Regions from separate parts of the Homo sapiens genome. Here region 2 is linked to region 1. A link is a loop called in an ENCODE intact Hi-C map of the cell type or tissue named here. Cell type or tissue: left ventricle myocardium inferior. All regions are shown on one strand. Each heading gives the region's core, and the rest is flanking DNA. Links, peaks and the distances in the headings are about the cores only.

What was found. Hi-C counts contacts between places; a loop is a spot of excess contacts. Peaks named below come from ENCODE experiments on the same cell type or tissue, not always from the same donor. Only the 100,000 strongest peaks of a DNase experiment are listed, where the experiment ranks them.
Region 2: a loop joins it to region 1, with 2.5 times the contacts of the local background. A loop is called at or near these places in 4 of 110 quality-filtered maps.

What each region holds. Positions count from the first base shown.
Region 1 is chr4:48,670,554-48,680,813 of GRCh38, forward strand. All of the region lies in intron 3 of FRYL (FRY like transcription coactivator), which reads right to left. Among named protein-coding and RNA genes, the nearest start is that of FRYL, 100 kb to the right of the region's middle. In left ventricle myocardium inferior, for the core only: no CTCF peak of the experiment used is centred there; no DNase peak of the experiment used is centred there; H3K4me3 peaks cover 293 bases; H3K27ac peaks cover 1,854 bases.
Region 2 is chr4:48,840,013-48,850,272 of GRCh38, forward strand. OCIAD1 (OCIA domain containing 1) reads left to right here. Exons shown (of 9, transcript NM_017830.4): 4 at 2,624-2,677; 5 at 8,387-8,434; 6 at 9,935-10,070. Among named protein-coding and RNA genes, the nearest start is that of OCIAD1, 14 kb to the left of the region's middle. In left ventricle myocardium inferior, for the core only: no CTCF peak of the experiment used is centred there; no DNase peak of the experiment used is centred there.

The DNA.
Region 1 (10,260 bases), core at 640-8,639:
GTAACTATTGACCATCTCCACTTCCCCACTCCTAGCCTCTGATCTCATCACTGCTTTTCCCAGCCTCTGGTAACCATCCTTCTACTCTATCTCCATGAGTTCAACTGTTTTAACTTTTAGCTCCCACAAGTGAAAACATGTGAAGTCTGTCTTTTGTGCCTGGCTCATTTCACTTAACATAATGACCTCCAGTTCCATCCATGTTGCTGCAAGTGACAGAATCTCATCCTTTTTCACAGCTGAATAGTACTCCACTGTGTGTATGTACCACATTTTCTTTATCCATTAATCTGTTGGTGGACATTTAGGTTGCTTCCAAATCTCGGCTGTTGTGAATAGTGCTGCAATAAACATGGGAGTGATGATATCTCTTTGATATACTGATTTCCTTTCTTTTGGGTATACACCTAGTACTGGGATTGCTGGATCCTATATAGTCACTCTATTTTTAGATTTCTGAGGAACCTCCGTACAGTTCTCCATAGTGGTTGTACTAATGTACATTCCCATCAATAGTGTACAAGGGTTCGCTTTTCTCCACATCCTCACCAGCGTTTGTTACTGCCTGTCTTTTGGATAAAAGTCATTTTTAACTGGAGTGAGATGATATCTCACTGTAGTTTTGATTTACACTTCTCTGATCATCAATGATGTTAAGCACCTTAAAAAGATACTTAAGAAGTGATTAGACTAACTATAAAAATACCCAACAAAAACTACTGATATAGTACTGTTGCACGAACTTCTTAAAAAACCTTTGTATCTGAATCACACAATCATTTGGCAGTAGCTATATGGAAGACACACATTATGAACAAAAAAGGAAAGCTAGGGCCGGGTGTGGTGGCTCACACCTGTAATCCCAGTACTTAAGGAGACTGGGGCAGGTGGATCACCTGAGGTCAGGAGTTCAAAACCAACCTGGCCAACACGGTGAAACCCCATCTCTCCTAAAAATACAAAATTAGCTGGGTGTGATAGCGCATGCCTGTAACCCCAGCTACTCGGGAGGCTGAGGCAGGAGAATCGCTTGAACCCGGGAGGCAGAGGTTGTGGTGAGCCGAGATTGCACCATTGCACTCCAGCCTGGGCAACAAGAGCAAAACTCCATCTCAAAACAAAACAAAACAAAAATACAAAAATACAAAAATTAGCCGGGCCTGGTGGTGCACGTCTGTAATCCCAGCTACCCAGGAGGGTGAAGCACAAGAATCGCTTGAACCTGGGAGGCAGAGGTTGCAGTGAGCCAAGATCACGCCACTGCACTCCAGCCTGGGCGAGAGAGAGAGACTCCGTCTCAAAAACAAAAAAAAAAAAAACAAAAAAAAAAAAAAAAAAGAAGGAAAGACAGAAAAAGGTGCTCTGTTTCAAGCCCCATTAACTGTCCTATAAGTCAAGTGCTAAAATTTTCAGGAATTATGCACAATAAAAGACCTAGATCCAAATTCCTAGAATACTTTCTGTGACAGAATGCTCCAAGGTTAAATTTGTAATTAAATTGATTCATCTACATCCAAATAAAAATCAAGAAGTCTTTGTAATAACAATAGACACCATTTACTGAACAATTATCAATTTTGTTGACAATTTTTTATAATCTTGAAAACAATGCTAGAAAGAAGATATGATTCAAATTGATAGGTGAGGTTAACTAGTCTAGAGCGATTAAGTAGCCGGTTCAAGGCAAGTCACTGGTACAGCTCAGCTTAGTCTGGATGGAAGTGCCATCTCCTTCCTTTCTCAACATTTCACTGCCTGGCCCCCCATCATGACTGTAGGTATTCCCAATATTCCTCCTTTGTCATGAGAATTCCCAGAAGATAACAGAGAAGACATGAATACAACAACCCAATAGGGCTTCTCCTAAATCTTCCAATAATTACAGCCTGAAAAGTACTCCGAAGACCCTCTTAAGAAAAGGAACATATTTCACACTATGACACTATGAAAGCCCAGTGCTTCCAAATCCTATTTGTAGTAGGAAAAAGAAGTCCTGACCTCCTTCACACACTTACATAGTAAGTATGAGGTTCTATCTTGGTCAGGCTGAAAGTTCCATAGCAAACTGATTATTATTTGGAGCTCAGGTTCTTCCAGGCATTGTGCTGCCCAGCAACCTTTTTTATCACTTCTGAATTCCAAACAATTCTCCACCTCCTTCAGTGTATCAAATCATAAGCATCTGAAGTGTCAGAAACCTCAACTCAATTTTCTCCCAGGACCTTCTCTAAACTCCTCAAGAATACTCTGGTCTTCAATGAAGACTTAAGTCACCCATTATCCACTTTGTTCCCTTCTAAAAAGAAAGTGGCCTGTCATGTTATTCCTCTACCCAACATTAAGAGTATCAAACAAAAATCTGCTAATCTGGACTTAACACAAGTTAACAACTGAGAGCAATGGTTCTATGAAAACAAAACTGAAAAGATCACTTACTAAGGAAATCCAGTTAGTAAAATAAGTGCTACATCGTGGGTTGTCCCTGCTAGTGAGCTGTGCTGAATACCTAGGGAGAGGTATACCAGTATACGATTTAAACATTTATATCTCATGAAGCCATTAACACTTTGTAATGAAATGGAACCAATACAATATGTGTCTCTTGTTTTGTAAAAGTCATGTAAAATAGCCATTTACTTAATCAGTTTATCTCACCAGAGTGTTACAAAAACTAATTATCAACTGATCATTAAAGACAGTTTCAAAGACTAATGCTTAATACACACTAGAATTAAAGTTTTTTCCTATTAAAATATATCTTCAAATGAAAGCACCAAAAAAGTACATGTTCTTTAATAAAATAATAAAACTTGATAGATACACTAGTCTTTATTTTTTTAAGAGACAGAGCCTCGCTATGCTGCCCAGGCTGGAATGCAGAGGCTATTCACAGATGTCATCATTGGATACTGCAGCCTGGAACTCCTGGGTTCAAGTAGTCCTCCAGCCTCAATCTCATAAGTAGCTGGGACTACCGGTGCATGACACTGCACCCATCAGACACACTAGTCTTTTAAAAAAAAAATACTGTATACCTAAAGATTCAAAAACATCAAACAATAATGCAATGCAATAGAGTAGAAGGAGCAAACGCCTTATTTTAAAACAATGGCATGGCTATATCACTTAGTAATCAAAAGGCCTCAAATAATTTTAAGTTCCCAGGAATGTTTAAAATTCTAGATAACGACCTGTCTCACAGGGTTGTCAAGAGGACTTAGATAACATTCACTAACTTCAATCAGTGAGCAACTATTATGTCCCAAGCCTTGGAACACATGAAACAAAACAAAGTTCACGCTCAGCTTATGTTCTATTTGATGTGGGGAATGGAACACATATGTACTAAATAGGTAGACAAATGAGATCACTTCAGTTATTGGTAAAACAGAACAAGTTAATAGTGTCCAGAATATAGAAGGTGCTCATATGTTTCTTCCATTCTTAATGGTGGTATATATCTTCTTCTGTTAAATGTATCATTGTCTCTGTTCTTGATGAATTTTATAAAAATCAATGTTAAAATATATTTTTTGTTACATTAACCCTTATCCTTGATTCCAAATGGAATGAACAGCGACAATATTAATGTTGATTCCATCAGAATAAAATAACCCAATCCGAGACATAGAAGGACTTCTCTGTTCAACAGTCAGAAAACATTGTTAGTACATTCTGAATCAGTAAATAATATCTTCCTCCCACCAACATTTATACCTGAATATAGATAATATAAGTTCCAATTCTACTAGTATTTATCAGTGAAACCAGTCTTGGATCACATAATTAGGACTCTACACACACACATACAAAAAAACAGTCTAAGGATATTTAAGCATTTCATGAATAGGATAAGATTATATCACATCACATGTGATCATTTTGATTTCTTTATTAAGTAGGAATAGCAAATAAATGATTTCTCTTAAAAATTGCAACATAGGGAGGCCAAGGCGGGTAGATCACGAGGTCAGGAGATAGAGACCATCCTGGCGAACACGGTGAAAACCCATCTTTACTAAAAATACAAAAAATTAGCCGGGCGTGGTGGCGGGCTCCTGTAGTCCCAGCTACTCGGGAGGCTGAGGCAGGAGAATGACGTGAACCTGGGAGGCGGAGCTTGCAGTGAGCCAAGATCGCTCCACTGCACTCCAGCCAGGGCGACAGAGCAAGACTCTGTCTCAAAAAAAAAAAAAAAAAAAAATAGCAACATTATACAGCTATATATAGTAGAAGCCCTTTGCTGTAACACAACTGTTGTCTAATTATTTAATCCAAAACTCCATTGAAGTAGAAATTGGGGGAAAAACAGATCAAGAGGTTCACTAAAAGTTTTATTTTAACTTAAAATATAAAATTCATGTTTATTCCCCAGCCTTTTGATATAGTGCCAAGGCCTTATCTTGCAAGGCAGATATGCTGATTACGCCATTGTCTTTTTGCCTAAAACGAAACCCATGTACATCAGCTATGACTTCAAGTTTCAATTTCTTTTTTCTTTTTTGTTTTTTTGACACGGAGTCTCGCTGTGCAGCCCAGGCTGGAGTGCAGTGGCGCAATCTCGGCTCACTGCAAGCTGCGCCTCCCGGGTTCACGCCATTCTCCTGAGAGGTGACAGCGCGCTGGCAGTCCTCAGAGCCCTCGCTTGCTCTCGGCACCTCCTCTGCCTGGGCTCCCATTTTGGTGGCACTTGAGGAGCCTTTCAGCCCACCACTGCACTGTGGGAGCCCCTTTCTGGGCTGGCCAAGGCTGGAGCCCACTCCCTCACCTTGCAGGGAGGTGTGGAGGGAGAGGCGCGAGCGGAAACCGGGGCTGCCTGCGGCGCTTGCGGGCCAGCTGGAGTTCCGGGTGGGCGTGGGCTTGCCAGGCCCGGCACTCGGAGCAGACGGCCAGCCCTGCTGGCCCCAGGCAATGAGGGACTTAGCACCCGGGCCAGCGGCTGCGGAGGGTGTACTGGGTCCCCCAGCAGTGCCAGCCCACCAGCGCTGCGCTCGATTTCTCACCGAGCCTTAGCTGCCTTCCCGCGGGGCAGGGCTGGGGACCTGCAGCCTGCCATGCCTGAGCCTCCCACCCACTCCATGGGCTCCTGTGTGGCCCTAGCCTCCCCGACGAGCACCACTCCCTGCTCCACGGTGCCCAGTCCCATCGACCACCCAAGGGCTGAGGAGTGCGAGTGCACAGCACGGGACTGGCAGGCAGCTCCACCTGCAGCCCCTGTGCAGGATCCACTAGGTGAAGCCAGCTGGGCTCCTGAGTCTGGTGGGGCCTTGGAGAATCTTTAGGTCTAGCTCAGGGGTTGTAAATACACCAATCAGCACTCTGTATATAGCTCAAGGTTTGTAAATACACCAATCAGCACCCTGTGTTTAGCTCAAGGTTTGTGAGTGCACCAATCAACACTCTGTATATCTAGCTGCTCTGGTGGGGCCTTGGAGAACCTGTGTGTCCAAACTCTGTATCTAACTAATCTGATGGGGACATGGAGAACCTTTGTATCTAGCTCAGGGATTGTAAACGCACCAATCAACACGGTGTCAAAACAGGCCACTCAGCTCTACCAATCAGCAGGATGTGGGTGGGGCCAGATAAGAGAATAAAAGCAGGCTGCCCCAGCCAGCATTGGAAACCCACTCGGGTCCCCTTCCACACTGTGGAAGCTGTGTTCTTTCCCTCTTTGCAATAAATCTTGCTACTGCTCACTCTTTGGGTCCATGCTGCTTTTATGAGCTGTAACACTCACCGCGAAGGTCTGCAGCTTCACTCCTGAGCCAGTGAGACCACGAACCCACCAGAAAGAAGAAACTCCCAACACATCTGAACATCAGAAGGGACAGACTCCAGACGCACCATCTTAAGAGCTGTAACACTCACCGCGAGGGTCCGCGGCTTCATTCTTGAAGTCAGTGAGACCAAGAAACCACCAATTCCGGGGACACTCCTGCCTCAGCCTCCTGAGTAGCTGGGACTACAGGCTCCCGCCACCAGGCCCGGCTATTTTTTTTTTTTTTTTTGTATTTTTATTAGAGACGGGGTTTCACTGTGTTAGCCAGGATGGTCTCAATCTCCTGACCTCGTGATCCGCCCGCCTCGGCCTCCCGAAGTTTTGGGATTACAGGCGTGAGCCACTGCGCCTGGCCAAGTTTCAATTTCTTTAAAGTGACAGAAGAAACTGAAGGTATCCAAGGGCAAAATCCTTCCAATCTTGTATACTTTCCTGGCCTATGTGAAATTCAAATGCACATTTTTCTCGGGAATTAATCTTTATGAAGTCTAACCAAAGCATTCAACTTTGTTTACACTGAAACAACTCTTGCTTTTGAATCGCACTTTATTGAATTATGTAATATTTAATTGAATTACATAATCACAATAAGTATAACTGGCATAAACAGATTTGTTTAAAAATATAACCAATTCTTGTTAAGCCCACAACTTAGCCTGTTAGGAGCAGAAATGGTAGCAGGGAATTTCATCAGTATTTAGTAGTGTGCTCTACAGGCATTTAAAAATATATTTTACAGAGGAATAGAGGATATTGGTGAAACCAAAGAGTTGTTTGAGAACTTCTAGGAAAATTTTTAAAATATTAGGCTACTTAACATTTAAAGAAAGTTAAAAATAAAAAAATTATCAATAGCAAAGAATCTTTAAAATATCATTCCCTTCAAATTACACATATTTTTGTTAAATCATAAGCATCTATAAATAATTCTACAGTTAAAAGCTGCAGGTAGATTTCTATATATTCTAAGCTAGACTTATTCTCGGTTGATTCTCTCACAAACGTACAACTGTCAGTACAGATTACAATCTTACCTAAAATATCTTAGGAAAAAATAACGATTTTTTGTGTGTGTGTTTTTGTTTTTTTTTTTGAGACAGAGTCTCTCTCTGTTGCCCAGGCTGGAATGCAGTAGTGCGATCTCGGCTCACTGCAACCTCATCCTCCCGGGTTCAAGCGATTCTCCTGCCTCAGCTTCCCAAGTAGCTGGGATTACAGGCGCCTGCCACCATGCCCGGCTAATTTTTGTATTTTTAATAGAGACGGGGTTTTGCCATGTTGGCCAGACTGATCTCAAACTCCTGACCTCAGGTGATCCGCCTGCCTTGGCCTCCCAAATTGCTGGGATTACAAGCGTGAGCCACCGCGTCAGCCCGAAAAAATAACTTTTTAAATATTGAATTAGTAATTAAAGAAGTTGGAAACAACTGATTCAAGTATAAAGCTTTGAGATTACATGCCATTTTTTTCTCTAAAAGAATAGCTCTTTCTTTGCATCTTTTTACATGAAGTCTCTCCATATCATCGAGTTCTCCTTTCAGTAAATGAACAAAACTGTAACACCCCTTAGGTGAACTGTACTGGTCATATTTTAATGACTTCTGGCTAAACCACTGCATTATCTCTATCCCAGAACCACCAGTAAATAGGAAGTAAGATTCACTTATGTTGAGACGCAAGTAACCTATGTGTACATTGGTATGAACCGTCATATTTACAATTTGTATATGCAATATAAATTTAGTATCAAATCTTGAGATTCAAGAGAAGGTATTGGCCGGGTGCGGTGGCTCATGCCTGTAATCCCAGCACTTTGGGAGGCCAAGGCAGGTGGATAACAAGGGTCAAGAGATCGAGACCATCTTGGCCAACATGGTGAAAATGATTGGCATAGCATTTCAAACGATGAAGCACAAATGGTCTACACAGAAATCAGGAAAAAATGGTTGAAAAAATTAACTCTAGATGGATTAAAGACTTAAATCTAAGACCTAAAACCATAAAAACCCTAGAAATATAAAAATTAGCTGGGTGTGGTGGTGTGTGCCTGTAATCTCAGCTACTCAGGGGGACTGAGGCAGGAGAATCGCTTGAACAAGGGAGGCGGAGGTTGCAGTGAGCCAAGATCGCGCCCCTGCACTCCAGCCTGGCGACAGAGCAAAACTCCATCTCAAAAAAAAAAAAAAAAAAAAAAAATAGAGAGAGAAGGAATTGATCAGTACAAGTACATTGGAAGAGCCAGACACTTTAAAACCAAATCTCTCTACATAAATTGCCAAATAATTTCTTTAAATTAATTTTAATAGTCATTTCCTGAGGTTGAATTTTTTTTTGCTTCCCCATCCTCAGCCCTGAATTTTATTTTTGAAGAGAAAAATCATGCAAGAGTTATTCCACAAAGAACCTGTAGCCTCAGAAATTTCAACATACATCAGATTATTTGCTGTTTCATGATTATGCTTTATTTTGATCTTGACTAGTAAAAACATATATACCATAGGAAATTCTTAATCATTAGATTGACTGCTTATTTGCAAATTAATACAAATTATAAAATCTAATTATTATAAATTGTAACATGTGTGCTGTATTTAAGAGTATAAGATAGTCTTTAAAAAAAAGAACCAGTTAAGAGATAAAAGTAAGGAGCCATATAAATAGGCATACCATATTACATTTAAATACCAAGTCCAATTATGTAGGCTGTAGTAAAGTGAAGAAAACAACTAAATGATTCAAGTAACTGCACATATTAATATATACATATTTTCACTTATGCATATACACTGTTGAACACAAAACCAAGTGCTGGCTGATTTATATTTTTTTAATTAAAATTATGAGATGCCAACCCATCAGTGGCCTCATTTCCATTTCTACTCAAATAAGCGAACAGTATACAAAATTGGTAACTCCTAATACCAGTACACACTAGACATCAATATATATTTCTTTTTAAAATGTAAAAGCTCCTTCTTTATTCTTTTACGTAACTGGTATTTTTTAAAAAGAAAGTATGGTTTCTCATAAATATACTATTTTTTAAACTGACATGAAACGATGGTAGGGAGAATATAAGGTAATGGGAACTCTCATATCCTACCCTAAGGAGCTTAAAATGATAAAGTTTTCAAAGGTAATCGCATTGTCTATCAAAACTTAAAAGGCAGTAGAACAGAAAATAGGAGAATCTAGGAAGGGCAGGGGGAAGGTGGGGGAATAGGGAGAGATTTGTTAAAAGATACAAAATTGCAGCTAGATAGGAGAAATAAGTTCTAGTGTTCTATACCACTGTAGGATGACCATAGTAATAATATACAGTTTCAAACAGCTAGAAGGAAAATATTGAATGTTCTAACACAAAGAAATGATAAATGTCTGAGATGATAGATATGCTAATAACTCTGGTAAGATCACTATACACTGTAAGTATCAAAACATCGCTATGTAACCCATGAATATGTACAATTATGATGTCAATTTTAACAAATAAAATGTAATATAATTTTAATATGAAATCTTATACTAATAAGCACTCATCCCAAAGTATGAAGTGATATATCAATGAATATTACATAATTATTTTTAATAACTAAAAAGTAGTCATTCTAAATGTTCCTCTATAAGGAATTGAATAAATCATTATATTCACACAACAAAGCACATTTCAAATGAGACAGGAAGATGTCTATGATGTACTAAATGAAAAAGCAAGTATCAGAATGACTTGGACAATAAGTCTCATTTTTTCAAATTCTGCTAATAAAAATGTGTATGTGCATGCTTAAATATGTATACATATTAAAATATGCATGGAAAACAGCTATAATACATATCAAACTTGCAGAGGGTTTACAGAAACTCCCTTCTAATAAATAGCATATTAATTTATAGGTACAGCTATTTACTCCCTAAAATTAAAAAAAAATCATAGAGAATATTTTAAACTGTTTTAATCAAATATTTGAAAACTTGAAGCATTTTTTCATCTTTTTCCTAATTTTCCTTTCCTCTAATGTTTGTTAGTTACTATATGCAAGCTGATGTTTATCCTAAAACATATTAACCATTATCCTCTCAAACTTTAAAGAACATTATATTTACCTTTGCAGGATTACACATAACAAAAATACTATGATACAAAATAATCCTTGTTCTATTCAAAGATTTAACTTTTTAATATTTCAGCCCAAATATTCATTATCTTTTAAAATAAAACAATGGAACATATTTTTAAACAAAATTTAAATGGTTTCTATAGTAACAGACACAATTCAGTATCTTATTTTTTGTTTACATATCCTATAGGTGTAACTAACATACTGTCAATAACGCTTCAAAATATTTTCCAAAGATCAAAACTATTAAGTGCATTATAGTTTTATCTTGACTTACAGCATAAATATTTCTCCAGCTATACTTGAAGAAAAATTTTATTAAAAAAGTAGGCCAACTATATACTTCATTAAACATTTTAA
Region 2 (10,260 bases), core at 680-8,679, 170 kb after region 1:
AGGACTAGATAATCTCTGAAGCCTCTTTCAGTCTTACCATTGTCTTTTTCTGTGACATAAAGTAGAATACCTGAGTTGGAATGAGACCTTAGGTCTAATCCATTATTCCTTTATAGCATGAGAAGAAGCTATGCAAAGACATTGTGGTGAATGGCAGAACTAGTACTAGAATCTCCTCGAACAGACTATTACTCTGCATTAAATGGGGAAAGCATTATCCATTGTAGAAATGGCCAGCTAACTCATTGCCTTTTATTCTTATATGATTCTTCAGTGCTTCATGTTGCAATCCTTGAGTCAAGCTGGAGAAAAATGATTGCAAATTGTACTGGTGCTGTAATTAAAAGGGATTTGTCCTTTGCAAAACCTTAAATGATAAATGATAATGCATGAAGGCATTCTAACTAGCCAACATTAAAGAAACCATATTTCCAGCAAAGGTAAAATCTGTTAGTAAGTAGGATAGCATGAATTCAGACCTTAGCGTTTGTGCAATTTGTGTGTGATGGCAAAGTTAATGCCCTATTCCAAAGTGATGGATTTTAATCATGAAATCTGTAATAATTCAAATGTCTTAATTACTTTGGTTCTTAAATTGTCCATATATGGTTTAGACCAGAGTTGAACAAACTAGCCCATGGACCAAATCTGTTTTTGTATGCATGAGCTAAGAATTGTTTTTACATTTTTAAATGGTTAAGAGGCTGGGTGCAGTGGCTCACGCCTGTAATCCCAGCACTTTGGGAGGCTGAGGTGGGCTGATTACTTGAACCAAGGAGATCGAGACCAGCCTGGGCAACTTGGCGAAACCTCATCTCTACAAAAAAAAAAAAAAAAAAGAAAAAAGACAAAAAATTAGCCAGGCATGGCGGTGCATGCCTGTAGTCCCAACCACTTGGGAGGCTGAAGCAGGAGGATCATCTGAGCCGGCAGGTTGAGGCTGCAGTGAGATGAGATTGTACCACTGCATTCCAGCCTTGGTGATAGAGTGAGACTTTGTCTAAAAACATAAAATAAGATAAAATGGTTAAGAAATCAAAGGAAAAGAATATTTCATTACGTGTGAAATTACATGAAATTCATATGTTTGCATCTAAAAATAAAGTTTTGTTGGAACACAGCTACGTTCATGTGTTTTTGGATTGTCTTTCGGTGCTTTTGCTTTAAAACGGCAATTGAGTAACTGGGACAGAGATTGGCCCACAAAACCCAAAATATTTACCATCTGGCTCTTCATAGAACGTGTTTGCCAACCTCAGGTCTGGAACAGCACTGTCCAGTGTGGCAGCCAGTAGTCACATGTAGCAATTTAACTTTAAAATAACTTGCAGTGAAAGGATATAAAGCAAAATCATAAAAGGAAAGGGAGCATGGGGTGAAGTCCGGCGGAAACCAGGTCCCAAGAGTTCTCTTCCCAGGGAGTGTAAATTTCTCCAACAGCTAGTCATAACAATGTGTGAAGTTGTATCTACCCGGGGAACTCATTAGAGACTCAGTGCCCACAGTTTTTATTGGGGGCTGGTCACTTATTCACCCTCTGCCTAACAGGTACCAAAATTCCAGACTCCTAGAATGAAAGCAGATGTTTGGCATGAACTGTATTTGTACAAACAGTTTGGGCACAGTGAGCCAATTACGCATATCAATGGGGGGAACTGTTTACCAGTCAAGTACCAAGACCAAATTGATCACAGGGTTGGTCACTCAAAGACCAACTTCCATTATCATAAAAAATTCTGTTAGACAGTGCTGGTGTAAAGAACAGTGATTCATAGCTGTTTTTAAGTTATAGCCCCCTTTGAGATTATGAGTTTTGGATTTTTCACTCTCGGTTTTAGGCATATATATATATAGATGTAATATTTTCATATAGTTTAAGGAGTTCACTAGTTTAGAAGAAAGAACATAAGTGTTTAAAATATGTGCTTTTTAATTTTTGCCCCAGCCACCGTATGATTACGGTCAAATATGTTTTGTATTTTGGTTTAGATGGTATACTAGAGCTTAAAAGCTTGAGATCTGGTATCAGACAGATTTTATTAGAATCTGTAACCAACCATTCAACTAGTTGTTTGGCCTTGAGCAAATTACTTAACATCTCTAAGCTTCAGTTTCCTTATCTTTAAAAGGGTGGTAATAACATTATCTACCTTATAGAAATATGATAAAAAGTATAATAAATGAGATAATGCACATAAGGCGCTTAGCATGATGCACAGAATTTAGTCATTACTCAGTAGTGGTTCTTACTTGTAACTTGTTTCTTACCTCTCCTTCATTAACTTTTTCCCCTTCTCTTACTTCAGAAGTAATTTTGAGTCACTTTTACTGTGTTGTCTTAGTTGATGCTGTTGATGAACAGCTGGCTATTTGGAACCTAAGCCTAGATGGTTCATGAATTATATTGTTTAATATTTTGTGATGTTTTCTTAAATTTAAAATGCTCCTTTAATTTTTCCACTATGTATACAGTACAGCTTTTAAAAATGGAACAGTCTTTTTTAAAGGTCTTAGTTATGCAATATAATTCCTAGATGGTTTTACTGCTATTCATTTATCTAATGAACTTTAGACAAAATCTTTTACTTTTGTTGATGTTAACAAGGTCTTTTTCTTCCTATAGCTGTGCCTTTGGCTGCAACAAGTATGTTGATTACTCAAGGATTAATTAGTAAAGGTAAATATTTAAAATTTGAATTTATTTAGCATTTTGGATACCATGTTTGTTTTGTGGTATTTTCCAGGTCTTTAGAAAAAGTAAAGATAACAATGTATCATATTAAACACTATGTAGAAATTCATTGATGAATTTAAACGTTTTATCTCTGTGGACCCACTGGCTCAAATATCATGACTTGAGAATTTCTCCTGCACTAATAGCATCATTAACAATCTGCAAGAGCAAGAAGGTAACTAAACACCAGTATTAGCAGGGCAAACCTGGTCTAGGTGGGCCAATAGCAACATTATTGCCTAGGAGCTTGTTAGAATGCACATTCATGGGGACCAGGAGTCTGTGTTTTAACAAATTCGAAGTGATTCTTATATAATGATTTAAAGATCAGTAGCTCTCTAAACCAGCTTTGTCTGATCACCTGGGGCGGATGAGTGGCGGTGAGTTAGCATTATTTAAAAAATCAGAATCTCAGGGGTCTGGCAGGTGATCTATTTTTAACGAGCCACCGAGGAGACTTTCTTGTCCTAAAGTCTATTGGCTCAAATAGTACAGTAGTGGAATTGAGTTTAGATTGAGTATTAAATGTCTTGAGTCCTGCATTTAAAATGTAGTGGAGTAAGCAGTAGAGTTGCTTAATTCCTTTACTTCATGAACTATCTATCTGGTAATGGGAAGGTGTCCCAGAAAAGGATGGTGACCTTAGGATGGCCTGGAGGCCTATTGTTTTAATTAACTGGCTCCTTCAAAAATGTGACTTAATGATTGGAAGATTTAGCCTTTTCACATTAGGATATGATGTATGGTACTTAGTTTTGACACAATTAGTTGATAAAAGTAGTTTTGGAGGCAAATGAGAGGATTTTTGGGGTAAAAATTTATTTAAGGAACTTCTGAAGAACTTCATTACAATACAGTACCATGACAAAAATCTTAAACATAGAAGCGAGTCAAGATGTATGCACTTATATGTCCTTAAGACTAAGCTGTTTTATAGACTGAGATTGGTTCTGTATTGTGAAACAACAACAACAACAACAACAAAACAAAAAAAACCCCACTTGAATTACATTCTTTGTAGGAAAAACTGGCACAGGGATGAAATTACAGTGTTTATTATTGTTCTGCTTCTTTTATCTATTTTAATCCAGTGTGTCATTTAATAATGATTGGAGCTAGGTATGCAGAAGGTTACACAAAAGAATTTAATAGCTGCTAGTAGTTCACTGGAGGAAACAAATGGATGTGAACATATGTTGAAGCAAATAGAAAATTTAATTACATACTTAATAAGCTACTAAATTGTATAGTAGAGACTCTAAGAGTTGTAGGTGTTCAAAGAAGAAAGATCTTTGTAGGGCTGTTGTAATCAAGGAAAGTTTCTTGAAAGAAGTGGGTTTTGAAGGATGGGCAGGATTTAGATTAAATGAGAAGAAAGAACATACCAGGAAGGAGGGACCTGATGATGAAGACAAATAGGCATAACTATTGGGAGAGGCAATCAGGACTGAACTGAAGAGACAAAATCATGCAGGGAGGAGTGAAAAATCCATTAAATAGCTGAAGTAGAGCCAGGAGAAATTATAATTTGGATTAGGTTATGAAGAGGAGGAAGTTTTTTAGAGATTTTGGGTTTAGGTGCAGTTGAAGACTTTGGGCTACTTGAGGGTACGGTAGAAGTGATATTGGGAGGCCGAGTCGGGTGCATCACAAGGTTAGGAAATCGAGACCGTCCTGGCCAACATGATAAAACCCCATCTCTACTAAAAATACAAAAAAATTAGCCGGGCGTGGTCGTGCGTGCCTGTAGTCCCAGCTACTCAGGAGACTGAGGCAGGAGAATCGCTTGAACCCAGGTGGCGGAGGCTGCAGTGAGCTGAGATGGCGCCACTGCACTCTAGCCTGGGCAACAGAGCGAGACTCTGTCTCAAAAAAAAGGTAAAAATTGAGAGAGACTTTAAGAAAAGAATTTGGAATCCACCAAGACATTTTGCATTTAATCAAAATCCCTGACATTTTGTACAGTGGTCCTTTTGTGTCTGTGTGGATTGGTTCCAGGACCCTCCAGAGGATACCAAAATCCACAAAAGCTTAAGTCTCTGATATAAAACGGCCTAGTAAAGTTTACGTGCATATCTGCCTGTATACTGTAAATCATCTCTAGATTACTTATAATACCTAAGACTATGTAAACACTATGTAAATAGTTGTTATACTGTATTGTTTAGGGAATAATGACAAGAAACAAGTCTGTACATGTTTAGTATAGATGCAGTTTTTTTTTTCCTAAATATTTTCTATCCGCAGTTGGTTGCAGAACATGTACATATGGAGGGCTGCCTGTATCCCCTTTCATCCACAGTGTGTCATACTCCACGTGGTCTTAGATGTTCCTTCTGTTTCTTCCTGATCTGCCAAAACCATTTAAACATGCTCAGGTCTCCTCTAACTTGAGAACATTAAAAAGAAAAAAAAATCCTCCCTCATTTGTTTTTCCAGCTACTCCCAACTGCCTCATATTTGAAGCCAGAGGCAGACTTCATGAATGAGCCCTTCACTTTTTACTTCGTTTAACCCATTGCAGTCAGTGTGAGACTATCCATATGTTCTACCATTTATTGGAACTTTTCAAAAGTTCAAAAACAAACTTTTCAAAAACAACCTGTTTGTTGCTTAAATATAATGGACAGTTTTTGTTCTTGACCAACGTTACATAACTTTAACCAGTTTTTCTTGAAATAGTCTATTCTCTTGGCTTCCATGATGGCATATTCCTAAGATTTTTCTCCTACCTCAGGCGATTCCTCTGTTTCATGTTTTTTGAGTGTCTGATATGTACTATACATTGTTATATAGCACTAAACAACAAAAATTCATTAACTCTTGGTGCTTACATTCTTGTATGGGTTTTTTTGTCTAGTTGTTTGGGAAATGTTGGTGTTACTATATTTTGGATATAATATATAATATGTATGGCCCTTCTATAGGCTCCTCAAACAGAACTCAACCATTTTCCACAAAACCAATTCCTCCTTTCCCTTCATGACTGAGTGGTGTTAGTACTATCCAGGAAACTGGGACATTATCCTTCACATCTATCCCTTATCTGCCTTGTCCAATTAATGTCTTTTAGCTCTTAAATGTCTTTATTAACTATCTACCTCCATCTGTACTGCCAGCATAATTAATGCAACCATATGTCACAAAGAGTATTGCGTTAACCTTCAACAAATCTGTTTGTTTCCATTCTTGCTACTTCTCCTTAGGAAAATAAGCTATTTCTAGCACCTGACAGAGGACATACATAGTGCACATAGTACTCAAATATTTGAGGGGATGAATAGCAACCATGACACTATTATCTTTGTCTTAACTCTCTCTCTAGACTGTAAATTCCATGAGAGTAAAGAGTGTGTCCTGTTTCCTGTTAATATCCAGTATGTAGTACCTTTATGTTGTAAGTGGTCTATAACTAGTTGGTGACAGTATGAAGGAACAACTTTTTAATGTAAAAATAGAGATGTTCTTACCATCTTCCTTTTTCTATTGTCATCCCAGTTCTTATAAATGAAGGAACTGAGGCTAAAGGCACAGATTAGTTGTCTGTTTTTGTACTTTAATTACATGAAATCATACACTGAAATATTCTTTTATGTAAGTTCTTTCAACATGGTGAGATTCATCCAGTAGCATGCTGGAACTGGTTTGTACTGGCTCCTGAGAATTGGTTGTTAAATTTTCGGGAACTTTGGCAAGCTGGTTTTTAAAGTGTTGGTAGTTGGCCGGGTACGGTGGCTCATGCCGGTAATCCCAGCACTTTGGGAGGCTGAGGCAGGCGGATCATGAGGTCAGGTGATTGAGACCATCCTGGCCAATATGGTGAAACCCTGTCTCTACTAAAAATACAAAAAATTAACTGGGCATGGTGGTGTGCACCTGTAGTCCCAGCTACTTGGGAGGCTGAGGCAGGAGAATTGCTTGAACCCAGGAGGCGAAGGTTGCAGTGAGCTGAGATGGCGCCACTGCACTCCAGCCTGGGGACAGAGCGAGACTCGTCTCAAAAAAAAAAAAAAAAGAATTGGTAGCTTTACACCATGGAAACTGACAAACATTAAAATTAGAGCTTTTTATAGGGAGTGCTGGTTTACCAGCACATCATTGCACTTAACCACATTGTTGCATGTAGTTGCCCTATAGTTTTCCTCTGTGTGAATACACCAGTTTATCTATCTGAACTGTGCATTGATAATTGGTAGTTTTCAATTTTCACTGTTACAATTAGTTTTGCCAAGAATATGGTGCCTTTTTGATAGACATTTTGCTGGGTCATAGATTTTGTATATATTTATTTAGCTTTAGTAGATATTACCAAACTATTTAGACCAATGTATACTCCTACATTCTCACCAACACTAGCTATTTTTATGTCTTTTATGTTTTAGCCATTGTGGTAAATAAACACTAATATTGATTGCATTGTGGCTTGAATTTGTATTTCCCTGTAACCAATGAAGTTGAAGACCTTTCCATTTGTTTATACTTCATTTCAGCATATCTTTTTCTGTGAAGTATCTGTTTAAGTCTGTTAACCATTTTTCCATTGTATTGTCTTTTTTCCTATTGGTTTTGTGAGACTTCTCTGTATACTTTGGAATTGAGTCTTTTGTCAGATATAGATATGGTGATTATTTTTTCCCCACTCTGTTTAACTGTAGTTTTCAGTGTTAATAGAGTCCAATTTATCAGGTTTCTTCTTTCTAATAGGTGCTTTTTGTTGACTCTTTAAGATCTTCGTCTACTCTAAGGACACAAAGATGGTCTCATGCTTTCTTCTGTAAAATTTTTTAAAAAAATCTTTCATATTTAAATTTTTAAGCCATCTGGATTATTGTTCGATGTAGGATCAAGGTACATTTTCCCCTGTTAATGGATATTAATTGACCCAGCACTATATTTGAAAGGACTATGCTGCAGTGTTGTCTTTGTCATAAATCAAGTGTGCAGGTGTGGATCTGTTTCTGGACTCTTAGTTTTGGTCAGTTTGCCTATTCTTGTACTTAATACCAGACTGTCTTAATTACTACAGCTTTATCATGTAGATTTTGCTATCTGGTGGTAGTCAGTTCTATAATACGATTCTTCAGTGTTGCCTTGGCCCTTTGTGTTCCACATGACTCTTAGAATAAGCTTTTCAATTTTTGTAAAACTTTGATTTTAATTGGGATTGCATTGTATTTATAGGTGAAGTTATGGAGAATTGCCATCTTTAGAATATTGGGTCTTTCAATTCTCAGTAAGTTTTATAACTTGTCAGTGTAGAGATCTTTCATATCTTTCATTAGATTTGTTCCTGGGTTTTGAGCGTTTTTTTTTTTGGTGCTATAATTAATTCTGTCTTCTAAAAAATGTTTGTTTTTTTGTTTGTTGTTGGTATAAACAGTTTTTCATACACACACACATATATATTTGGTCTATTGACCTTACATCAAGTGATCTTTCTAAATTTACCTGTTCTAATACTTTGTAGAGTCTTTTGGATTTTCGTCATATTTCTCTTGATACTGAATTCATTTGGTTTTCCCTATTAAACAGTCTAGGGTTCTGTAGGATCATGGAAGGAGCTAATGTTGTAAGATTATATTTAAAGATAGCCTTTACTGATTTTTCTTTCTGTAACAGTGTTACTCAGAAATACTTAACTCTTTTCTTTAGGAATACTTTCAAGTCATCCCAAATATGGTTCCATCCCTAAACTTATACGTAAGTATGAACAACATTGTAGTTTTCATAGCTTTTTAAAACTTAAATAAAATTATTTTTATCAAATGTTTTATCATGTCTTACTCATATTAGTTATGTGGTTACATGCTCTGATAAATCAGTTTGTTAAAGCATTTCATTAAGTGGATTACTTGGATATTTTATTGTTAGCATAAAAAATCATCAGTTGAAATAGGCATTTTTTTGTGTCTTTATAATGTAATAGAACAATTAATTTAAAATTATTTTGTAAGGATAAAGTATTTGAAAATAAATTTTTGGTCTGTCTATGGGGAAACAAAGTTATGAAGATATTCTGATTAATCAAAATAAAGTATATTTAAAATTAAGCTTAATTTTTAAAAGAAATCTCTCTAATTTGTATTTTAAAATGTAAATAAGCATAACTTATTTACACATTGCAATATAGTTAATAGAAAAAGAAGCTACATTGCCCATCAATGATAGACTGGATTAAGAAAATGTGGCACATATACACCATGGAATACTATGCAGCCATAAAAAAGGATGAGTTCATGTCCTCTGTAGGGACATGGATGAAGCTGGGAACCATTATTATCAGCAAACTATCACAAGGACAGAAAACCAAACACCGCATGTTCTCACTCATAGGTGGGAATCGAACAATGAGAACACGTGGACACAGGAAGGGGAACATCACACACCGGGGCCTGTTGTGGGGTGACGGGAGTGGGGAGGGATAGAATTAGGAGATATACCTAATGTAAACGACGAGTTAATGGGTGCAGCACACCAACGTGGCACATGTATACATATGTAACAAACCTGCACATTATGCACATGTACCCTAGAACTTAAAGTATAATAAAAAATAAGTAAATAAATAAATAAATAAAAGAAAAAGAAGCTACATTGCTCTTCAAAAGAAGTACCTGAGGCTTTTCATGAGTCTTTCAGGTTAGCCTTTCTTTTCTATTTGAAACTCATGTGATGCAGTAAGTGCCACGTTTAGGTTATGGTTCGTAATTTATTACTTTAAGGGATTTGTTGCACCTAATTTTACTTTAAAACAATCTTGTGAAAATGGCTGTGCATATGATATTCTGTTTTATAGGAAAATAATGGCCTAAATCCTTGTGATCTAGTTCTGTTTATTTAGAACTAGAAATAAATAAATGTTTTGATGCTTTTATTCCTTATCCATTCCTCTTCCCATTATACCTTTACTAAATCTTTCCTGTATATATTATAAAGTAATTAGTATACTATAATTGATTTATTTATAGCAGCTTTATTTTGGCACACTTTTTTTGGAAACTGAATTATATCCATAGACTCTGTATATGAACTCTGATCTGATTTAATTTTGATTTCTTCTACCATTATTTCAGGAAATCTCAGTCTTTCTAAACCAAAGACTTATTTAGAATCACACTTTAAAACAAATTTTTCTTTTAGAAAATACTTTTGTCTGAAAGGCACATTCAGTTACACTTTTTGTTTGATTTTACAAATAAGTTGCTTGTATCATGGGATACTTTGCTGGAAAACTTTCTTATGTGAAAACTTGCCAAGAGAAATTCAAGAAACTTGAAAATTCCCCCCTTGGAGAAGCTTTACGATCAGGACAAGCACGACGATCTTCACCACCTGGGTAGGCCAGATTCTGATCTTTACTTAAGATTTTTAATTTTTAAGAAACAACTAGATGTTGCTATAACTCATGGCTCAAAAACATTGCCTGAAGGACCACTGGATACTTGCCATTTGCTGTAGGCTAAAAGTAATTTGCTTCAAAAATTGGAGCAAGACTTGCCACCATTTATTTATTTATGAATGAATGA